Linked DNA regions of Homo sapiens: region 1 is linked to region 2. Evidence: read pairs that join two places in POLR2A ChIA-PET (ENCODE). Cell type or tissue: Panc1. All regions are shown on one strand.

Region 1 (4,000 bases), 780 kb before region 2:
ATTTATTTATTATTATTATTATTTTGAAATGGAGTTTGCTCTTGCTGCCCCAGCTGCAGTGCAATGGCGTGATCTCAGCTCACCCCAACCTCTGCCTCACAGGTTCAAGTGATTCTCCTGCCTCAGCCTCCGGAGTAGCTGGGATTACAGGCATGCACCACAGTGCCTGGCCATCTGATGTGATTATTATGCATTGTATCTCTGTATCAGAATATCTCGTGTACCCCATAAATACATACACCTACCTATGTACCCACAGAAATTCAAAATAAAAAAAGAATGCAGAGATAGACTGGGTGAAAAAAGAAGATCCAGCAATATGCTTTAAATATAAAGACACAGATTTTATGCAACAAAGGGATAGGGAATGATATACCATGATAACTCTAATCATAAGAAAGCTGGAGGGCCAGGCGCGGTGGGTCACACCTGTAATACCAGCACTTTGGGAGGCCAAGGTGGGCGGATCACCTGAGGTCGGGAGTTCGAGACCAGCCTAACCAACATGGAGAAACCCCATCTCTACTAAAAATACAAAATTAGCCAGGGATGGTGGCGCATGCCTGCAATCCCAGCTACTCGGGAGGCTGAGGCAGGAGAATCGCTTGAACCCAGGAGGCAGAGGTTGTGGTGAGCCGAGGTCTTGCCATTGCACTCCGTCTAAAAAAAAAAAAAAAAAAAAAAAAAAAAGCTGAAGTGGCTGGTGGCCATATTAACATCATACAAATTAGAGTTTGGAACAAAGAATATTATCTCAAATAAATAGAGACATTTCACAATGTCAAAGTGATTAATTCATCAAGAAGACATTACAATCCTAAATATATATGCTCTCAATAACAGAACTTTAAAATATATGAAACAAATTCTGACAGTATAGAAAGAAGAAAAAATAGATGAATTTACAATTATAGTTTGAGACTTCAACATTCCTCTTTCAGTATTTGATATAACAAGTAGACAGAATGTAGACGTATATAGAAGAATTAAACAATATTTTCACCAACATGTCTTAATTGATGTTTACAAAACACTCCATCCAACAACAGCAAAATACACATTTTTTTCAAGAGTACAGGGACTATTCAGTAAGATAGGCCTTGTGGTAGGCCATAAAATAAATCCCAATAAAGTTAAAGGGATTGAAATATAGTTATATTCTCTCACTACCATGAAATTATATTAGAAATCAGTAACAGAAGCATCGTAAACTCCATGGAAAACGCTAAATATTTGCACAAATCTCATGGACATCATGCTGAGTGAAAGAAACCAGGCTCTAAAAGTTACATACTATTGTGTTTCCGTTGATTTGACAACTACATTCAAACTACAGTCATAGAGAACATATCAGTGTTTATCAGGGCAAAGAGGTGGTTAATGGATATCACAACAAAGGGATAGGGCAAGGACTTTTTTCAGAAGGTGAGTAATGCAACTATTGATATTTTGACTGTGGTATTCCCTACACAAGTATATACATGTGTTAATACTCATAGAATTGTATACCAACAGTAAAGTCATTTTTACTGAATGTCAATTTTAAAACATCTAGTGTGGGGTTGGCCTTTGTGTGCATCTGGCTTCAGAATTCAAATGATGCCCACTGTTTGAATTTTTTTTATTATTTTTTTATTTTTATTTTATTAATTTTTTTTTTGATAGGGAGTTTCGCTCTTGTTGCCCAGGCCTGAGTGCAATGGCGTGATCTCAGCTCATCGCAACCTCCGCCTCCCAGGTTCAAGCGATTCTCCTGCCTCAGCCTCCCTAGTAGCTGGGATTACAGGCGTGTGCCACCATGCCTGGCTAATTTTGTATTTTTAGTAGAGACGGGGTTTCTCCACGTTGGTCAGGCTGATCTCAAACTCCCGACCTCAGGTGATCCGCCCGCCTCGGCCTCCCAAAGTGCTGGGTTTACAGGCATGAGCTACTGCGCCCAGCCATCACTGTTTGGATTTTTACTGTTTCTTTTCTGTGTCTTCTACAGTTTGGGCTACATTCTTTAGGTTCCTATGGTATTCCTCGGCAGCTTCAGGCTCACATCATGACAAAGCATCTGCCTTGTTCATCTCTCTACATCTAGCATCTACTACAGTGCCCAGCACATGACAAATGCTCAAACATTACTTAGTGAACAATTGTCCTTAAATTTGACACACAGCTTGGTGGAGTCAGGCATGGAGCAACATATTATCGCATTATTGCACAGATTACTGGTGATAACATGAAAATGAGAGTGGTTATTTCTACCTAGTTTAGCACTGTTCATGTGGCACTGTTTATTTCTTTTGCTCATTTTTCTTGATGTCCCGGTGAAATGGCTCCATTGTCTGGAGTATATCCCCTGGTTCTTTGTCACAGCCGAGAAAGAATTCAAAACATGGACACACACAAGGAGTGGGTTTAGGAGCGGAAAGTTTAATAGACAAGAAGAGAGAGAAAAAAGGCTTCCTCATGCTGAGAAAGCGGATTGCCCCAAAGGGACTCCAGTTTGGGGCAGAACGCAATCTGTTTTGTACGGAGGCTTGAGGAGGCGGTGATTGATTTACATCGGGCACAGGAGATTGGTTTGACCAGGTGTGTCATTTACGTAGCCAGCGAAAAGACTGTCCCTCCCATCCTAGTCTTTTTTTATGCAAATGCAGCCTCCTCCTGGCGGCAGCCATCATACCTGTATACGTGGTTTTACCTGAAGGCTGCTTTAATGCCAGCAAAGGCGGTCATAAGGAAAAGAGGGCGGGAGACCCCATATTGAATGTACCCGGGTTTCAGGTACAGCTGCCGACATTTACATATAAAAGCTTCTCAGGCTGCTTTCTGTTAAAGAAGAAGTGGCTTGGGGCCGCTTTTTATTAAAGGAAAATTCCACTGAGAACTTTCACCCTTTCTAGTTGCCTAAGAATTATTTCTTAATAACTCCTGTATTACCTGGTCAGTTATAATTGAATGCAGGAGAGTGAATGAACAATTGCAGGCTTTCTGGATGATGTTATTTTTCTCCAGACAGGATTGATCCTATTCTTTGGCAGGCAACTAAAGTCAGGCAGATCAGCTCATTCCAATCAGGGCTGAGAGCATGTGAGGCTAGGCTGCAGTCTTACAATAGTTGTACTATCTCTAGTTTGCACCCTTTCCTAGGGTAATGTCATTGAAGAGTATCAGCTGAGAGCTTGTGGTGTTTACTGGACTTCTTCCTTCTTGGCAGATGCTGAATTCCAATTTCATGGTACAGAAAACTCTGCTGTGCTTTTCGGTCATTTCTGCTTGGTTTAATAGCCTCTAATCCCATGCACCTCTAGAATCAGCAAGTACTTCTAGCTAAAAACAGTTATCATGAACTGAGTACACTTCTACATCTCTTATCTCCAAGATCTTGGCTCCTAAATTCCTGGCAGCTCAAACTCCAGTTTTTATCTTCTCCATCCCGTTAGATTGCTGAAAACTGCTGGTGTCTCTAGCATCTTCTTTATGCCTGGCTTCTCACCCCAAACCAAGCATTTGTAAATGCTGAAGAGGAAAGCAGAATGCAAAATATTGGATTCAACTTAGTGAGCTGCTTTTTCCTCTGGGACATCGGTACGTAGAGTCTTGACTGCCATTTCAGCTTTCTGATGCCTTCAAGTAGATATGCCAAAAAATTTTAGCTAGATGTACTAGTTGTTCTTCATATGAGTATTAATCTGCTGCAAAGGACTTTGTCATAGCTGAAAGAGAAGTCTCTTATGCTTTTTTTTTTTTTTTTTTTTTTTTAATGACAGGGTCTCCCTTTGCTGCCCAGGCTAGAGTGCAGCAGCATGATCATGGCTCACTGTAACTTCTGGGCTCAAGCAATCCTCCCAACTCAGCCTCCCAAGTAGATATGACTGCAGGTGTGTGCCGTGACACTTGGCTAATTAAAAAAAAAAATTAATAGATACCAGGTCTCTCTATGTTGCCCAGGCTGGTGTCAAACTCCTAGCTTCAGGAAAGCCTCCCACCTCAGCTTCCCAAAGTGCTGAGA
Region 2 (4,000 bases):
AATCTGAAAGGGCAAATCCTCCATTTTGAGCACATATGCCACTTTTTCATCTTCAAGTATTCTCTTATAAGACTAATACAATTAAATAATACAAGACAGATCCCCTGACAATTTTAAACTAAAATAACAATACACAAACTTTTTCCTTCTTTATCTAGAAACGAACTTGAATTTTACTGATTTCTGGGATATATTAAGGCTTAGGATTCTGTGTTTGTAAGAAAATCCAAGAGATTCTGATGTAGCCGAGTATGGAGTTACTACACTAGTAACAGTGTTTATGTCAGGGGCTGGCAAACTGCACCATGGGCCAATCCAGCCCATCAGCTTTTTGTAAATAAAGCTTTATTAAAATACAGCCATGCTTATTTATTTCGATATTTTCTAGTGCTACTTTCACACTACATAAGCAGAGTTAAGTAGCTACTAGAGACCCTATGCCCCAAGAATCCTAAAATATTTACCATATGGCCTTTTACGGAAAAAATTCACTGACTATTCATTTAGACAGGATTTTAAGAGTCTTATCACATTTCCTCCAAACTCCCATATCTTATCAAAGAGAAAACTTTTTTATTCTTTTTGATTCTGTCATAATTAAATTAATCCTTTAAGTCAGGACACTAAAGTAATATTAAATTTCAAAGGATAAAAATCAACCCTTTGGTTGCCCAGACTGCCCAGACTGGAATGCAGTGGCTCAATCTGGGCTCACTGCAACCTCCGTACCCCTCAACCCAGGGTTCAAGCTATTCTCGTGCCTCAGCCTCAAGAGTAGCTGGGACTACAAGTGTGGGCCATCATGCCCAGCTAATTGTTTATATTTTTAGTAGAGACGCAGTTTTGCCATGTTGGCCAGGCTGGTCTCAAACTCCCGACCTCAAGTGCTCTGCCGACTTCAGCCTCCCAAAGTGCTGGGATTACAGGCATGAGTCATTGCACCCAGCCTCAATAATCTCTTCTTTAGAGACAGGGTCTCACTCTGTTGCCCAGGCTGGAGTGCAGTGGTGCAATCAATCACAGCTCACTGCAGCCTTGAACTCCTGGGCTCAAATTATCCCCCTGCTTCAGCCTCCTGAGAAGCTGGGACTATAGGAGAGGGCTTCCAGGCCCGACTAATTATTCTTTGTAGAGACAGGCTCTTGCTTTGTTGTCCAAGGTAGTCTCGAACTTCTGGTCTCAAACTGATCCTTTCCCCTTGGCCTCCTAAACTGTTGGGATTACAGGCATGATCCTGGCTGGCTATACAGTAAGTTTTGAAAATAGGCTTATAACACTTACTGGCCAGCCTCTGGAAGTGGGAATGACAGCACAAAAAATTGATTTATAGCCTCTAAGAGAACAGATAGATCATGGATATTGAATTCATATGATCATAATGTTAGAATTAGAGCAAACCTTAAGAAATTGGTTCAACTGAAAAAAAAAAAAAAAAAAAAAGTAACTGCAGATGCCACTGCGGTTATGGTTCTAGAGGACCAGGTAGCTTGTGGGTAGGGAAGGCTGCAGGAAGCTTGGACTAACCTCCCTGCCTGGCCTCTGTCTACCACCACTACAAAAGGCTCAGGACTTGCTGTTTCTCTGCTAGGAGTGGAATAGAATAGTATATAGCTCACCCACATGTGCTAATCATCTAAGCTGCAGTAATTATCAATGTTTTACAAAATTTCCTCCTATATCCCTCTCTCTCTTAAGGGTCTGAGCAAACAATGTGACCCCAACATTATAAAACTTTAAAAGTTAGTGATTTTCTAAGATTCCAGACTTGGAAAAGGTACTATTATTTTAAGTAGGAAGTAAAAGCATCAACAAGAGAAGCATAACTAGTTTGAGTGAGAGCAAAATTTTTCCAAGTATACATTTATGCCTTATCTTTACATTTAATAAACAATTAAAACCCCAAAAAAGCCACAAAATGTTTATCCTGGCTACTGGCTGGAATATTTTCCCTCAAATGCTCCATAATGCATAGGTCTCAAACCTCAAATCACATAGGGGTTGGAGTTTCACTCTTCACAACAGAGTGACATATGTCATAAATTAGCCAGGAAGCTATGCCAGATCTCATTTTATTCTTCTACTAAATAATGCAATCTACTTTCTAAAATTAACAATTCCACCAGGCACGGTGGCTCACACCTGTAATCCCAGCACTTTGGGAGGCTGAGGCAGGTGGATCATGAGGTCAGGAGATCGAGACCATCCTGGCTAACATGGTAAAACCCCACCTCTACTAAAAATGCAAAAAATTAGCCAGGCGTGGTGGCAGGCGCCCGTAATCCCAGCTACTCGGGAGGCTGAGGCAGGAGAATGGTGTGAACCCGGGAGGCGGAGCTTGCAGTGAGCTGAGATCGTGCCACTGCACTCCAGCCTGGGCGACAGAGTGAGACTCCGTCTCAAATAAATAAATAAATAAAAATAAAATTAACAATTCCAATCTCTTAAACTCATCTAGGGTTTCTAGGGTACTCTAAATAGTTTTAATCCAACAAAGCCTAACCACCCCCTCCTGAACAAACAACCCCCACCCCCCACAAACATCAGCTCATGAAACAGACTTCTTTGGAGGGAGAAAAATGCAACATGAAAGAAAGCAAATGCAATTAGTACTTCCTTACAAATTATAAACATTGTATGATTTCTCACAAATACTACATGACAATATATTCAAAAGAACTCTAATTTTATATTACAGAAATACCATAGTCCAAATGCAGTATCTGTTGTTACCATAACAACTATGTAAATACTTGACAAAGGATAACTCCAGTGATTATATCCATCAAAAATGTAAACAATAAAAACAACTAGGCTATTTGCTATCTTCATGAAAATGGACGACGCATCACAAAAATTGCAGCTCAAACCCCCAAAAGCACAAACAGAAGAGTAGCTTTTCCCTCTCATACCTGTCTCCTCGACTTTCCATCCATAATTTCGAGAGTCTTGCAGGGCTTGTCCTAACAAAGCTGCTTGATGCATCAGTTTTTTAGGTATGCAACCCACATTCACACATGTTCCTCCGAGACCTACAACAACATTGAGAAATCAGTTTATAACCTGCTTTCCAAGCCTTACAAACATTCAAAGAACAAAGTCAACAATTATTACAACTCTAAGAAATATTGTATTATATTTGCTTAATGTGGTCAGTAATAAAGTTTATTCCTAACTCTTACAACATCCATAAGTTCAGAGACCCTTACATACCAAACACGGTAACATCATCCTAAAACAAAACAAAAAGAGGGGCAGATTTCCACAATTTCCGTATACTTCAAAGATACAAAATTAACTGACTGCTGATAAAGATGCCAGAAATTGAAATCTTACTATGTACACAACCCTATACAGACGACCCGACTTACGATTTTTCTCTTTATGTTGATACCCATACACCCATACTGTGTTTCACTTTCAGTTCAGTATTCAGTAAATTATATGAGATATTCAACACTTTATTATAAAATAGGCTTTGTGTTAGATGATTTTGCCCAACTGTAGGTTAATGTAAGTTTTCGGAGCATGTTTAAGGTAGACCAGGCTAAGCTATGATGTTCGGGAGGTTAGGTGTATTAAATGCATTTTTGACTTGTTTTCAACTTACAAAGGATTTTATCAGGATGTAGTCCCCCATTGTAATTCAAGCAGCATCTGCACTTGCCATTGAATCTATGCAGAGGTAACTGATAAAGGGGTTGCTATGCTGGGGATGATTAGAGTGCAGTGGGTCTTAAACTGCATATAAAATTTGGTGTATATTGGCTGGGCGTGGTGGCTCACGCCTGTAATCCCAGCACTTTGGGAGGCCGAGGCGGGTGGATCATTTGAGGTCAGGAGTTCGAGACCAGCCTGGCCAAAACGGTGAAACCCTGTCTCTACTAAAAGCACAGAAAATTAGCTGGGCATGGTGGTACGTGTCTGTAATCCCAGCTACTAAGGAGGCTGAGGCAGGAGAACTGCTTGTACCCAGGAGGTGGAGGTTGCAGTGAGCCGAGAT

Evidence for each region. ChIA-PET counts read pairs that join two places held together with the same protein. Peaks named below come from ENCODE experiments on the same cell type or tissue, not always from the same donor. Only the 100,000 strongest peaks of a DNase experiment are listed, where the experiment ranks them.
Region 1: POLR2A ChIA-PET joins it to region 2 with 7 read pairs; 7 of 35 experiments call an interaction of 5 or more read pairs at or near these places.

What each region holds. Positions count from the first base shown.
Region 1 is chr12:105,091,112-105,095,111 of GRCh38, reverse strand. No RefSeq gene overlaps it. Among named protein-coding and RNA genes, the nearest start is that of ALDH1L2, 8.7 kb to the right of the region's middle. RefSeq lists an enhancer at 1,990-2,604. In Panc1, no CTCF peak of the experiment used is centred here; no DNase peak of the experiment used is centred here; H3K4me3 peaks cover 226 bases; H3K27me3 peaks cover 835 bases.
Region 2 is chr12:104,314,806-104,318,805 of GRCh38, reverse strand. TXNRD1 (thioredoxin reductase 1) reads right to left here. Exons shown (of 17, transcript NM_001093771.3): 7 at 2,910-3,029. Among named protein-coding and RNA genes, the nearest start is that of EID3, 13 kb to the right of the region's middle. In Panc1, no CTCF peak of the experiment used is centred here; no DNase peak of the experiment used is centred here; H3K4me3 peaks cover 492 bases; H3K27ac peaks cover 2,232 bases.